Linked DNA regions of Homo sapiens: regions 2, 3, 4 and 5 are each linked to region 1. Evidence: chromatin contacts called from ENCODE Hi-C or POLR2A ChIA-PET data. All regions are on one chromosome and are shown on one strand. Each heading gives the region's core, a stretch centred on a gene start or an enhancer-like site at or near the end of the contact. The rest is flanking DNA. Distances are from core to core; before and after follow the strand shown.

The links. A loop is a pair of places that touch in the nucleus more often than their neighbours do. ChIA-PET counts read pairs that join two places held with the same protein, here RNA polymerase II (POLR2A). Pooled maps may share reads with other maps.
Region 2: a loop to region 1 is called in a pooled map, with 21 times the contacts of the local background. The contact joins the enhancer-like site here to the promoter of HBP1 in region 1. A Hi-C loop is called at or near these places in 7 of 50 pooled maps. POLR2A ChIA-PET finds 5 or more read pairs at or near these places in 4 of 52 experiments (CD4-positive, alpha-beta T cell, CD4-positive, alpha-beta memory T cell, GM10248 and 1 more).
Region 3: a loop to region 1 is called in a map of CD4-positive, alpha-beta T cell, with 7 times the contacts of the local background. The contact joins the promoter of SYPL1 here to the promoter of HBP1 in region 1. A Hi-C loop is called at or near these places in 5 of 168 maps with a recorded cell type or tissue (CD4-positive, alpha-beta T cell, CD4-positive, alpha-beta memory T cell, CD8-positive, alpha-beta T cell and 1 more), 8 of 37 single-sample maps with no recorded cell type and 22 of 50 pooled maps. POLR2A ChIA-PET finds 5 or more read pairs at or near these places in 7 of 52 experiments (AG04450, CD4-positive, alpha-beta T cell, CD8-positive, alpha-beta T cell and 4 more).
Region 4: a pooled map shows a loop between it and region 1 (7-fold over the local background). The contact joins the enhancer-like site here to the promoter of HBP1 in region 1. A Hi-C loop is called at or near these places in 4 of 50 pooled maps. POLR2A ChIA-PET finds 5 or more read pairs at or near these places in 2 of 52 experiments (CD4-positive, alpha-beta memory T cell and activated CD8-positive, alpha-beta memory T cell).
Region 5: a loop to region 1 is called in a map of CD8-positive, alpha-beta T cell, with 7 times the contacts of the local background. The contact joins the promoter of ATXN7L1 here to the promoter of HBP1 in region 1. A Hi-C loop is called at or near these places in 2 of 168 maps with a recorded cell type or tissue (CD8-positive, alpha-beta T cell and ascending aorta) and 10 of 50 pooled maps.

Annotation. Positions count from the first base shown.
Region 1 is chr7:107,167,563-107,170,342 of GRCh38, reverse strand. It overlaps HBP1 (HMG-box transcription factor 1), which reads right to left and starts at 1,340. Exons shown (of 11, transcript NM_012257.4): 1 at 1,158-1,340. RefSeq lists silencers at 641-860, 1,121-1,220, 1,239-1,812 and an enhancer at 1,531-1,690.
Region 2 is chr7:106,020,867-106,023,571 of GRCh38, reverse strand. It overlaps CDHR3 (cadherin related family member 3), which reads right to left. Exons shown (of 19, transcript NM_152750.5): 14 at 1,124-1,374. Among named protein-coding and RNA genes, the nearest start is that of CDHR3, 59 kb to the right of the region's middle. Within about 2 kb of position 1,296, at least 7 of the 41 ENCODE cell types and tissues checked have a DNase peak (open chromatin) inside an H3K27ac peak, as active enhancers do; they include CD4-positive, alpha-beta T cell, where a contact is called at or near this core.
Region 3 is chr7:106,110,997-106,113,696 of GRCh38, reverse strand. It overlaps SYPL1 (synaptophysin like 1), which reads left to right and starts at 1,385. Exons shown (of 5, transcript NM_182715.4): 1 at 1,385-1,557. The coding sequence starts at 1,489. RefSeq lists silencers at 978-1,037, 1,118-1,607, 1,618-1,867 and an enhancer at 1,323-2,155.
Region 4 is chr7:105,848,111-105,850,810 of GRCh38, reverse strand. All of the region lies in intron 2 of ATXN7L1 (ataxin 7 like 1), which reads left to right. Among named protein-coding and RNA genes, the nearest start is that of ATXN7L1, 27 kb to the left of the region's middle. Within about 2 kb of position 1,255, at least 7 of the 41 ENCODE cell types and tissues checked have a DNase peak (open chromatin) inside an H3K27ac peak, as active enhancers do.
Region 5 is chr7:105,875,203-105,877,902 of GRCh38, reverse strand. It overlaps ATXN7L1 (ataxin 7 like 1), which reads left to right and starts at 1,304. Exons shown (of 12, transcript NM_020725.2): 1 at 1,304-1,525; 2 at 2,023-2,091. The coding sequence starts at 1,345. RefSeq lists a silencer at 1,052-1,261.

The DNA of each region.
Region 1 (2,780 bases), core at 91-2,590:
TCTCAAAAAGTACCTTTAATTTCAAAACCACTATTAGGAGTGCTTACGGCTATTCAGAGGGAAGTATTAATAAAGCTAAAGCCTCCATCCGAGCTGTTAGTAGGACTCCATCGCTTCCCAGTATGTATAACTCCTTTTCTAAGCCTCCTCTCGTCCTGGCATCAGTGGCACCATGAGCCAAAAACAAAACAAACAGAAAACTTGAGTATTACCTCGCTGTCAGTGCTCCTTCTAAAAACGACTGTAGCTGAAAACTCCCTAAGAATGAACTCGAGTGTAGAGTGCACAGCGGAGAGTGAAACACCCTAGACAGCACGCAGCATTTAAAGCTACAAAAACCTGGCTGTCCACTTCGCCTGGTTTGTTTTGTTTTGTTTCAATCGGCCTGCGGTGGCAGCATAGGTTGAAAGGCGGAGACTGGAATCGCCTGCCAAGCCTCCTCTTTGGGTCACACAGAGCGGTGCCTCCCGGTTCACGCCAAGTCCATCCCCCACCCTCTTTCGCCATTCATCGCGTTCCCCTCCCTTCCCCCCATCATGTGACCGCAGCCCGGACTCCGGGCTTGTTTTTCCCCTCGGCTCAGCCCCAGCGCGCAGGCGCCTGGGAGCCCATTCATTCGAACTGCGTAACAATGAGCCCCGGGGCCCAGCGGCTCCGCGAGCTCCTCAGCTCAGCCAGAATCCCCCTCAGTCCAGAAGGAGGCGGCGCCTCACTGGGGTCCCCCACCTCCGGCCAGCCCCCCACCCCTGGCCAAGCTCCGACCCTCCGCCCACAAACGGGGAGTTGAAGTCAAACTTTCCTGGGCAGCCCCGGCGCTGCGTCGGCCCCTTCCCCCGCCCTGGCCCGCCCCATCTCCACACCCGGCCCGGCCACCCACCGCGCGACCTGGCCCGGAACTTCGCCCTCCCCCTGCCTCCTCCCGGCCCCCGCCCGAGACCCCCTAGCGCCGCCGCCCCGAAGCCCAGGTGAGCTCGCGGGAGACGCTGCTCCGGTGGGCTCGCCGCGGGCACCAATCGAACGGTTAACTGCCCCCACCCCAAGGGCAACCCTCCGAGAAGAAGGAACGAGGACCCGAGCCCTCCAGTCTGCCCAATCCCCCGCGCTCCTGCCCCTCCCTTCCCCACCCCCACCTCTTCCCTAACTGAAAGACAACAAACCTGCCGCGAAGTGCCGGCAGCCCAGGCGCGGGCCGCTCCGGCCACGACAACACCACCAGCAGCTCTCGTACCCCCTCTCCGACCGACGTCGGCCTCCCCCGCGCGGGTTACTGCTCCCGCGGCAGCTCTTACTCCTCAACCGAAACTTTCCTACTTACCAAACCCGTCGCCATTACCAAGTCTTTCAAGCTTCGTCTTCCCCCTCCCCTCAACCCCCTGGGGGTTGAGCCCCGCCCAGCTCTTTCGCCCTCTTATTGGACTGCAGAACTGCCATTCGGTTCTTCCCCTTTCCCATTGGGTGGTACCGTGGTCCGTCTCGGGGGGCGGGCATGTATTGACTTTTGTGTTGTGTTTACTGGAGAAGATGGCATGTCAATCACAAGAGTAAGTGCTTCGGATTGGACTATTGCCGAGAGTCCGGGGACCCAAGCCAAACTTTGTCCCCGAAATGGATTGTGGGTTCGTAGTCTCAAGCCTTGGTCCTTGGCTGTGGGAGACTGCTGGCCGGGGAAGAGCTGGACTACGTATCCCAGAGGCGCTCGCACAGCGCAGTCTTGATAGTAAACAAGAGTCATAGGGACACGTGTATCAGCTCGTTTGTTTTGGTGTCTGGGACAAAAGGGAGGGGGCGGAGGAAGGGAGTGTTTTAAAGCTTGGGCCTCTTCTTTTCCTCCGGGCCTCTGCTAACACTTAGAGCGGCCCAAGCCTCTTGCAGCACCCAATCCGGGCCATAAACAGCCAGAGTTGCTCGCTGCTCAAGAGTTTGGCAGGAGGCCAGGGTATTGTTTTAGTGCGAGGGGAAGGAGATGACTGCACCAGCGGAAGTACTGCAGGCTAGCGAGGGACTTGATCACCCACAAATCACGGCCCCAGGCACGAAGGGGTCGAAAGTGATGCTGGGGGCTGCACTGGCAGTGGGAAGAACTAGAAGTCCTTTCTCTTGTGCCTTGCCTCACCACTCCCAGGACAGCAACTTGAGATTGCCTTGTCAGCTCTGTTCAGTTCACCTAAGTTTGTTGAGCCGCCACCTAAGTGCCAGGAAGAGTGAGGCTGGGGGATGGACTGTGAGCAAGCGAGAAGCTGGAGTCTAGAGAATTTACAAAGCGGGGGCGGGGGCGGGCGATTACGAAATTGAGGCAAGTTAAAGCGGCATTTTCCATACTGATTAGTATGCTCGTTGGTTAACGTAATACAAAGGGTGTAATGTATGACGTAAACTGATTTAATTTGTGAATCATTATCAGTAAGTTTCTCTGGTGAGTTTTATTAACCCTCTTTTCCTTCTAGACGTTTTCTCATTGATGAAAGAAACTGTCTTTCCACTTCATTTCCACTAGGAGTTCCTCAAGTTACGAATTCTCTGACTCACCAGAGACGCTTCCCTGCTTTATAGTTAACTTCTCTTTAAACATGGCTGTCCATTCACAGTCGGCTGCATCTAGTCAATAATTGGTGTCTTTACCATTCACATTACAAAGGCATGATTAAGCTTTTTCCCCCCTTTGAACCTTTAGTGTTTAATCATTTAAATTGTGCTTTAGATTTTCTAACTTTAGATCACTAAATATATGCTTAGAATTAAGATGAGGAAAACCTACATTAGTAAGAAATCTGTAAAAGCAA
Region 2 (2,705 bases), core at 47-2,546, 1.1 Mb after region 1:
CTAGGAGGAGGAGGAGGAGGAGGAAGAGGAGGAGGAAGAAAGGGGACAGATGAGTCAGCATAGATGCAAGCCAGTTCCTCCAAGGGGCAGGGAAGATAATCCTGTTGTCAGATTCAAGGCTCTCCCTTCCTTCTCCAGGCCAATTCTGTGATAGCACCTGGTCATTTTCTTCCTACCCTTTCCCACAGTCTGTATTTACTTTGTCAATTTGAATACTTGTTTGTAATCTATCTCCCCCTCTAGATCAGTGGCTCTCAGACTTTAATGCACATTAGAATTCCCTGAAAGGCTGATTGAAAACACAGCTCACTGGACCCCACCTCCAGAGCTTCGGATTCATTAGGTTAGGGGATAGAGTTGGGGATTCCAGGTTCCAGCATCCTTCCCTGGAGGTCATGGTGATGATCATGGTTGGGTAACCTATAACTTTAATAATCTAGGCTGGGCCTGAGAATTTGCATTTCCAACCAGTTTCCAGGTGGTGCTGATTCTGATGGTCTAGGGACCGCACTTAGAGAATCACTCGCCTATACAATAAGCTTTCTGAGAGCAGGGATCATTTTTGGCTTGTTTGCTAAAGTGACTGGCACACTATAGGCATTAAATCGATATTTGTAGATTGGATGAATTTTTTTGGAGCGGAGGTGGGGTGTAGGGTACAGATTGGTACCTGGTGATTCTTCAAAAGATGTGGGAAAGAGCACCCAGCAGTAAGCAAGCAACCTAATTTCATGGATATTGACTTGCAAAGACTCTTCTGAACAAGCAGAGAGGGGTTGTGAAGGTAGCAACTGGCAGCATGCCCATGGAAATCAGCTCCTGTGCCACAAGCCACACAGATGGTTGAGGTCTGATCTCTCACAAGTCTCTGCACAAACAACACACTCTTCTCTACCAGAACAGGAAATGTTAGTGGTTGAGTTAGCGGTTATGAGTCTGAGGTCTCACCAGATTTTTGCCACCCTGCAGCTACTCCAGTCCAGCCCATGGTTGCCATTTTTGGCAACATCCTAATACCTCAACTCTTCAGTCCACCCCACATACCTCCAGGCCGGGGAAAGAAGTCCATCAACATAACTCACAAGGGAATGTGCCTGGGGATTCCAGGTCCTAAAGCCCTTACCCTGGGGGTCGTGGTGATGATAGTGGTTGGGTGGGGAATGACTTTAATACTCAGTGTCACTGTTCCTGTCTCAACAAGAGCCTCCGCTTTCTTCCTGTCAGACATCAAGTTGTCATCAGTTACGTAGACAAGTAGCTTGTAGTCCCAGATCTTATCAAACCCACCAGCATAGTCAAAGCGAGATGTAAGCAGCAGGCGTGTGACATTGGAACCAGCATTGGGAGAGAAGGTGAAATGATTGTTGACGTTACCTAAATGAGATTTGATGCAGGGGTGTTGGTAAAAGGAAGAAAAGAGAGTAAGAAATAAAGGTTTAGAAGAAAACTGCATTCAATCTTTTTCTCAAATGTCCACACCTCAAGTGTAGACTGTGTCTCTGATACACCAGAGCTGGATTAGTTATATGCTACAGGCTTTAACTGCACCAGAGATGGCATTAGTACAAAGAAACTCTTGCTCACAACCAGTGTGGCTGCAAACAAGGCTGAGTAGAAAAGGACAATAGTACAACACCCTTAGCCTAGGTGCCATCTTGCTGAGTATTAAGCAGAGACTTTGTAACCCTGGTGCAGCCCCTTCTGATTTCTCATCCGGCAATTATTTGGTAACAACACGTGTAATTCACACTCAAACAAATGAGTGGGTTTCAAGAGGGTAGAATAGGTCACATCCCTAGCCATAGGCCAAGTTCACTGCATGCTTTTCACAGGACCCAGTGGGTCACACTGGTTATGGCTGTCCCTGGAGTCCTCCAAAGGAAGGTGCCTCCTGGCTTTGCGGGAATTGCAGTCCCAGGTCCTCCTGAACCCACCCCATCACACCCCCAAACACACACACAGCTCTGCTGGGGCTCATGGCTCAGCTCAGGGAGCCTGGGGCAGAGAGGCTGCCAGCCCAAGCACATGCCCGCTCATTCCTCCACTGGCTCCAGACTCATTACCGACTGAACACCAGTAAATGGAGCAGGAGATGATGCAATTTTTGCTCCCTTAACAGCAAAATGCTCCATAAAGGCCTTAGGGCTCTCAGTATGGATTGTTTCCATCTTCGGCAACTGCAGTCTCGAGGCAGTTTCTGCCCCTGGGTTTTGTGACACAGCCAGCTCGAGAGGCTTCCTACTGTTCAAGTTCCTGCTCGGCCAAGGGCACAGCAGGCAGCAGGGATGGATTTTTACTCTCTCACGTGGAATTGTTCTGCTTGTTTGGGTTTAAATCTCTGGCCCCAGCACTTCATTAGATGAGCTATTTTGGTCTAATTTCCATTGAGGGGTGCTCTTTTTTCCCTACGATGGTATATTTTTAAAGACAGAAGATGAATGGAGCAGAAGAGAATTCCTGAGGACACGTTTCAAAACGCACTTAATCTATTTAATCTATTATTATCCAGAGAGAGGACTGGGATTCCCTGCCCCCACTACCAGCTTTCAGGAAAAGAGGTGGTCGAAAAGTTGGACTGCATTTTTTCTAACAACACTAATATGCTTTATGACTCATACTGTAGTCAGGAATTGGGGGGTTCACCCTTTTCTTGGGCCTTTGGGCAGTCACGTATGGGGTCTGGGAGGAGTAAGACAAGAAGGGGA
Region 3 (2,700 bases), core at 136-2,635, 1.1 Mb after region 1:
ATCTTTATAAGAGACGGGGTTTCACCATGTTAGCCAGGTTGGTCTTGAACTCCTGACCTCACGATCCGCCGGCCTCGGCCTCCCAAAGTGCTGGGATTACAGGCGTGAGCCACCGCGCCCAGTTCTTAATGTTATTTCAAAATGAGATATGCCATTAGGTGCTCATTGAGCACTGACTGTGCTGGGGACTGAGGAACGGGAGCCAAGATAAACATAAAGATTGTCTCTGTCTGCATAGAAAATGAAATGTATTTTTTGCACTCTCTGGACAGCAAACAAGGAGATAGGTCTCGAAAGAGAAAGGGTTCGCTTACTACAAGGACGTTCAATAACAGTTGTCAACCCTGACGGAATAACCTCAGTGGCAAGTAGCCTGCAAATCATATTCGTGCTTGAAATTCAGGTAAGTCCTTGGAAGCTGGTTTTTCATATACACGAATATGACCACATTCCAGCTGTCCAGGAACTTTCCAGGTACTGAAGAAGCCAGGAAGGAGATCACACTACCTTGGGGCTCCCGTAACTGCGTGCCAAGAGGAAAGTATCACCTAAGCCGAATCTTAAAGGGGTCAGCTTCTTGAAGAAAGATACCAACGATGCCTTAAAAAGAGGACTGTCGACCGACAGCGTAGAAGAGGTGAAAGTGTAGGTCACCGAGGGCCTGTCCGGCCACGCCTTTCCTTTTAGGTATAAACTTACTTCATTTTTCAACCATGGCTGCGATGGTAACTTTGAAAATAAACCTAATTTCCATACGAATATTTGGTGATTCACACTTTCGAGGCACCCCACAGCACGGTAGCCAGAAGTCTGTTGTTTTGCAATTTTAATCAAAGGCCCCTAACACATGCCTTGAAACACAACTTCATCTGTGCCAATACATTATAAATTCATAAAAAAGTTGAGATCTGTTAAGGGAAGGAGAGGTCAGCTTCGGTGTAGTGAGCTCAGCTGTGGTGAGCTCGGGGTCAAGTGAGGGTGTCTCTGAGGCCAGCGCCCCCAAGCTGCGCAGGAGCGGGCGTGGGCGCCCCCGGGTCAGGGCTCTTCGCAGTCGCGCGGGTCCGGAAGCGCGGCGCGGGCCCAACGAGCGCACGCGTACACGCGTGCGCAGGGGAAGACCGAGTGCCAGGGGCTGAACCGCAGGGAAGGGGGCGCGGCGCACGCAGTATGGCGCCCAACATCTACTTGGTTCGCCAGCGGATCAGTCGACTCGGCCAGGTGCGGCCTGAGGAGAAGCCTCCCGGTCTCCGCCCCGGCCCGCCCCTCGCCTCCCCAGCCGCCCCACTCCGTTTCCGCCCCAGAGTCTCAGCCAGCAGCTCAACCGCCGCCGCTCCGCCCCGCCCCGCCCCACGGCCGCCCGGGCCCGCCTCCGAGCCCGGCCAGCGCGCCAGCCCCGCCTGCCCTTCCTCGCCACCGGGCTGCTCTGGTCTCGTCGGTCCCCTCCTCCGCCCCGTCGTCCTGACTCTCTCTCCCTCCTTTCCTCAGAGGATGTCCGGCTTCCAGATCAACCTCAACCCGCTCAAGGAGCCACTCGGCTTCATCAAGGTCCTCGAGTGGGTGAGTGCAGCCCGCGCCGGCCAGGCCCGCCTGCCGCTCGGCGCGGCGCCCTAGGCGGGGAGACGGGGACCTGCGAGCCGGGACGCAGCCCTGCCGCGCGGGCTTTGAGGCCGCCGCCCCGGGACTGGGAGTGGACGGCAGGGAGGGCAGGGAGGCCGCGGCCTGGGCCGCGCGGGGCGGAGACGCCGCGGCGGGCGTCGAATCACGAGCTCCTCGGCCGCCTGGCTCCCAGGGGAGCCACCCTCCCACACCGGAGCTCCCCTCTGGGTGTCCCCGTGGAGTGGGAGTTCAAATTTCCCCTTGGCTCCACTGCCTCCCGCAGAGGAAGGGAAAACTTCCTGCTGCGGTCTAACCGAAACCCGGCGGCCGGCGTCGCGCTCTGCGGAGAGGCTCAGCGGTTACGTCCCTGCCGGTGCCCACTCGAGGTCTAGCTCCCTGGGAAGCCGATTTTGTCTTGTAGACGTGATTTGGCGAGCATTCCGTTCTTAATTTGTTTTTAAGATGGGCTCCGAGTTAAAAATAGTAAAAAAATAAACTGTGGGCCAGGGAAACTAAAGAAAGTCCTTTTAACAAAACGCATCGAGTCAGATCGGTTCACTTAATAACACGTTAGGAATGGACATCGAGTTTGTTTGGGGTATTTCCAAACAACATCCTGTTTAGAAAGTCAGCTTTTAGTCCTTTCCTGAGAACACTCACAATCATTAACATCAAAGAACGCTTATTAATTCGACCTTGGCAATGATCAGTTACTTGGAGGAGTTGGTGAATATACCAGGCACTGCGGGCTTCCTTCAAACTTCGCGGCCCACTACATATTTCTGCAGGCAAGTTGTGTTTATAGACAGCAGCATTTACATCCATAGCTTTTTCGCCCTTTTCCTTAGTGATAGAGTGGTGAAGAAGAATAAGAACTTTCAATTTCCTGTTCTAAATAACCTACCGAGGATGTTTTTAAAAGCAGCGTAGAAACTCAGTTTCTCTGATGGGTACCTAATGTGATTTCCTACTTGGACCATTGTAACCGCGCAAGGGGTTAGGCAATTTCACCATTCACTGAACATTTTGTGTGTTTTCTGAAAACTGAAGTAGTGCTGACTTCACACAAATGACTACTTGAAAGACGCATAAATAAATATACTT
Region 4 (2,700 bases), core at 6-2,505, 1.3 Mb after region 1:
GGCATTTGCAGAGTCTGGGGAGATGGGAAACCGGGAGCTCCTGAGAGGGACTCTCTTGCAGGCAAGTGAGGATCACTTTCCAAACAGGCAGGCCATATGGAGCATGGGTACCCCTTCTGTGCAGAAGGAGACACCACAGTGTCTTGCAGCAGAAGCCCATGCTCGCTCTGTGCTCGTTCTTCAGGAGGCACAGGGATCAGTGCTAGGCCTCTTAAGTCAGAGAGATCTGGGTTCAGCACAGAGGAAAGTCCTATAACCTCTCACAGCCTTATTTTTCCCATCTGCTTAATGGGATATCACAGGTAGCTCATAGGGTTGTTGGCAAAGTTGAAGGAAGTGAACACACAGCATTTAGCTCAATGCATGGCCCATGGGAAATGCGCAGTGAACATTTCCTTTGGTTGCCATTGAGTAGCCCCTGGAACAGAGGACTAGGGGGTGTCCTTCAGGATGAGCTTCCTCATGGTCCTCTCCTGTGGGAACAGTGTGCTGGTGAAGGCTGTATTCCCGATGCCATGGGGCATGACAGGCATGAGGAAATGACATCTGGAAATGGTCCTTAAACCAGGGCCCTAGGCAGGGAGCCAGGAGTGTGCAAACGTGGTGGCACATCTTTCAGAATGTCAGTTCAACTCTAATTCTACAGGAAAGTATTTTTTTATCATTATATTTCATCAACTCTAAGATGCCATTTATCAGAAAATACATTGTTATTTTATGTAACACTGAGAAAAAGCACTGCCAATTAAACTACAGCCACTGTGGATTCTAAGACATCCTGATTTTAAAGATGTTACAATGGAAGTGGGGGTGAGTGCAGCTTAGAATTAATAAAATACAGTAGGGCAAAAATAGAGTATCAAGGAAAATTTGCATTAATTTTTAAGATAAAGCATGAAATTTGAAGAGTCACAGAAAGCTCTTGTGGTAGCCTCAGAAGGTGCAGGTATGTGTGAACTTGCCAGCCCATCAGGGCAACTCTGTTTAAAGAGCTGAGAGCAGCTGGGGCTTAATCTGCCTCTAAGTTCAGATGGGAAGCAGGAGGGAAGGAAGTGGCCCAGACTTCAGAGCACCCATTGTCATTCAGGGGCCTGAACATCCTCAGGGAGCCCCAGTGACCTCAGGGCCCCTGGTGAATCATTTGTGTTCACTTCACTTAGAAGGAAAATCAACATACAGCACTTTCAGGAGGAGAAGAGGTGTCATGAAACCAAGCAAACAATGGCTACACCTCCAAGAGGGTGGGAAACCACAGGACGGCACCACCCTGTAAGAGAGGCAGCTTCCTGTGACTTGTTGTCTTTCAGTACAGCCTGCATGACCCATGAGCAGCACATCTTCTAGCGGGGGCCCAGCCCTGGTGTTTTGGTGTTTGGGTGGAGATTCAGGGAGAAAACCAGGCTTGACCCTCTTGCCCTTAAGAATTCCTGCGCATCTCAGGTCTGTCAGAAGGGATCTGGTTACACTAACTTCTTGCCAGAGCCCTCCCCACCTGCATATCACTACGTAGGGACGGACTCTGGGCAGTTGTGGTGTTGTCAAGGAGTGACGCCCTGGTGTGGTGACCAGCCTTCTGCCACCTCCTTGGCAGGGAAGTGAAATCACACCTCCAAGCCCTGTTGAGATTGTCCATCTCCTCTCAGGCCAGTGGTGATGGCCTGTCCCCTCTGATGGACTAATAATAGGGTGGTGATAATGGTGCAATAATGGTCAAATTCAGTGGAGCAGTTTTATTTTCAGACTGCTGTGTCGTGGGGTTAGGAGTGGAGGATAAGCCTTAGGTCATGGGACTTGCAGGTGGAGGAATGGAGGTGAGGAGACCAAGTGATCCACTGGGGTGATAGCTAGTGGCAGACCTGAGTCTAGAGCCATGCAGTGCAGGGAGAGGGCCCAGAGAGGAGCAGAAAGCAGTGACCCAGCCCTGAGAACACACTCTGGGCTGGCAGGCTGAGGGAACTGGAGGCTAGAAGAATAGTCACTGGGCCGAGGAGCAGCATGCTCTAGGCTGGGTGCACGGAGCTGCAATCATGGAGGGCCTGGACCTCCATGAGTAGATTTATTTAATGATGCTTTTTCTTCATGCAAAAGTGATATGTGATCACTGTAGAAGATGCACATCAACAAAAGAAGAAAAAAGCTAGCCTATACCCCTGTCATCTGGAATTAACCAGTGCTGACCTTTTGTTTGTTTCCTGTAACTTACAAAAATGGGATAATTTTGTATTATGTTGATTATGGTGAGTACCTTTCCTAGTTATTAAGTATTCCATTGTAAATGTATTTCATAATTTATTTAACTAATTCCCTGTCATTGGATATATTGGTTGTTTTCAGGTTCTCATTATTAAAAATAATATTGCAATCAAATGAATATCCTTGTAGCTAAATTTTTGCACACATTCATGATTATTTCTAAAGCATAAATTCTTAGAAGTGGAATGCTGAGTCTAAGAGTGTGCTGTTTTTGAGGCTTTTGATACTCATTGCTAAATTGCCCTCTAGAAATATTGTTCCAATTAATACTCCCATCAGGAGTGTATGAGAGTGGCTGTTTTCCCAACTCTGGCCAATATCTCACCAAAGATTGTCAGATATTTGATGATTTAATAAGTTCAAATGTTATCTTATTTTAGTTTTCATTCTTATGATTACTAATAAGGTTGAACATTTCGTTAGCTTTGTGTATGTTCTTATATGAGT
Region 5 (2,700 bases), core at 55-2,554, 1.3 Mb after region 1:
CTCAGGGAAATTATTAGATGGTTCAGCCAGGGCAGAACTCAGTCAGTACAAAGCAACTTCCAATCAGTGCGCTTCAGCTGTGACAACTTGGGAAACAGCAGTGGTGAGAGCTAAAAGGGTGCTGGCGAAAGAGAAAAAAAAATATGTCGCTTGTGGGGTGAGGGCGGTGTCCATATAGTTTAGATAATTCTAGTAAACAAAAGGATTTGTTAAAAAGAAGTAACAGAAGACTTTTTAAAGCCTTCTTTAAAGGGTGAAAATCTCAACTAAAGCACCCAACGTCCAAAATCCAGAGGAAATCTAGCGCTCCCTTTCTAGCTGGCTAGAGCAGTTAAGCCTGAAGTGAATTCTCCCAGGAATCAGATTCCTGGCCAAAGGTTGCCTGCGCAAACCCGGGCCACCCTCGTCTCACGGCAGGGAGCGCTGGAAACGGCTCAGGGGCTAGGCCCGTTAGCGTCGTCTTCCAAGAGCCGTAAATTCGCCCTCCCGCTCTGCTGACCCTGGAGCAAAGTCCATGCAGTGGTTCTCTGAGAGCCGGAGATACGCACCGCGCGGGGAACCCGGGGGTCCGGGGGCCCTAACTTTTGAGTTTTGCACGCCCCGCAGCCTGAGATGGGAAGGTAGCTCGTAGCGCTCCAAACTCACCTGCGTTTCAGAACGACATCTACCCACTGGTTTCAGCTCCTAGAGCAACAACTGCAGAATCTCCATGGTCCAAAGTCCTCCAGGAAAGAGAAGAAAGGGGTGACGGGGGTGAGGGCTGGGAGGCGAGGTCACCAGGGTCCCTTCCCTGGCTCGGGTGGGGGTGGGGGGCGCAACCCCTCACGGCTCCTCCCCACCAAGCCGTCGGGACCCCAGCGGGGGCGCCTCGCGTTGGGCGACAGGGACGCGGGGAGAGAGCGACAAGCTGGAAGCAAGGGCTGCCTGCAAAACTTTCGGTCCTCCAGCGGCAACTCTGCGGGAAAGACCACCCTTCCTTCGGCCCCGCGTCGGGCCTATCCCCGTGTGCCCCGACCCCTGCGCCCCAGGCTTGGGCGGCGCCGCTGCATCCCGGCTGCCGGGCGCGCTGCAGCCTTCGCTCTCCCGCACGCGGCGCTCGCCCGTCCGCGCTGCCCCTCCCCGGCAGGCGGGCGGCCCCGGCGGGCGGGCGGGCGCGGACTGCAGGTGCCTCTCTGCTGCCCCTGGCGGCCGCGGGCGCGCGAGCCCCACCGAGCCGGCTCCGGGAGCCCGAGCGCCCGCCCCTCCTCCGCTCCCTCTCCCCTCCTCCTCCGCCGCCCTCCTCCCATCCCGCCCTTCCTCCCTCCCTCCCCCTTTCAGAACACTCAATGTCGGAACGTTCCGAAGATGACGTCGGAGCGTTCTCGAATCCCGTGTCTCTCGGCTGCTGCTGCCGAAGGAACAGGGAAAAAGCAACAAGAAGGAAGAGCAATGGCGACACTGGATCGCAAAGTGCCCAGTCCGGAGGCGTTTCTGGGCAAACCCTGGTCCTCCTGGATCGACGCCGCCAAATTACACTGCTCCGACAGTAAGAACCCCACCACCTCCTCCTCCTTTTATTATCCTGTAACCTTTCCATTCACCTAGAGCCACTGGGAAAAAGTGTGTGTGTGAGAGAGAGAGTGGCCCCCGGTGTCCTCCATGCTTCTCCCTCTCTCTCTAAATAAATACACACAGAGACAGATCATCAATGCACAGGGAGAGGCCCGGCTGCCAGGGCTGTCTGTCTGTCTGTGCCCGGCTCCCCGTGGCAGCCCGCGGGGTGGGCTCGCAGCCCCACGGTGTTGTCCGTTTAAAAGGCTACTTTGTTGCTGCTTGCATAGTTTTTTGGGTACCTATCTGGGCCAGGTAGATGGAAACCCAGACTTGGGAGAAAATGTTGCATTGTCAATTTTTGAAAGAATTTCATATACAGTATTTATATCGATCTGTTTGCAAATAAACACTCTCCCTCCCCCCTTGACTTTGGCTTTTTTCCCCCCTTTTTTCCTTATTTTCTGTTTTCCTTTTCTTTTTCATCTGCAGATGTAGATTTAGAAGAGGCTGGAAAAGAGGGTGGAAAAAGCAGGGAGGTTATGAGGCTTAATAAAGAAGGTAAGTGGAGCTACTGGCATTTTAGTGTTAGCATGTGTGGCAGAATCTTCACAGGATTTCGAATATAATGTGAATTGTTCTGCTGGGTACAGAGTGACTAAGGCTTGTCAAAAATTGAGCACGCCCAGGTGACTACTGCTTCATGTTAACTTCTTTCAAAGTATAAATACAACTGGGGGGGGGGTAAAGGGGGGTGAGACTGTTGAAGGCAGAAGTTTACTGCACTTCAGTTGGACTCCACGTTTGAACCTTCTGATGCATATCTGCCATTCTCCTTGGGAGCATCATTGCCAAATGGTGGGGCGTTAAAATTTCTGAAATGAAGAGTGGAGTTCCCTTCACAAGCATCCCAGCCTTTCTCGTGGGTGAATGCACAACAGCTTAATGAACCCCACATGGTCAGTCATTCCAGCAGCTACTTCTCCACTCACCACTGAAAACCATTGTACATGGCAAACCTTTGCAGCAAGTTACATTTGGCCCACTTTGCATTTGGTCACAGATTGTTATGTGGCAAGCAGGGTTAGGAGCATCTGTATGTGCAGCCCCTCAGCAGTCATCATCTCTCTTTTCCCAGCATGGAAATACGGTACCTGAAATGGGACACAC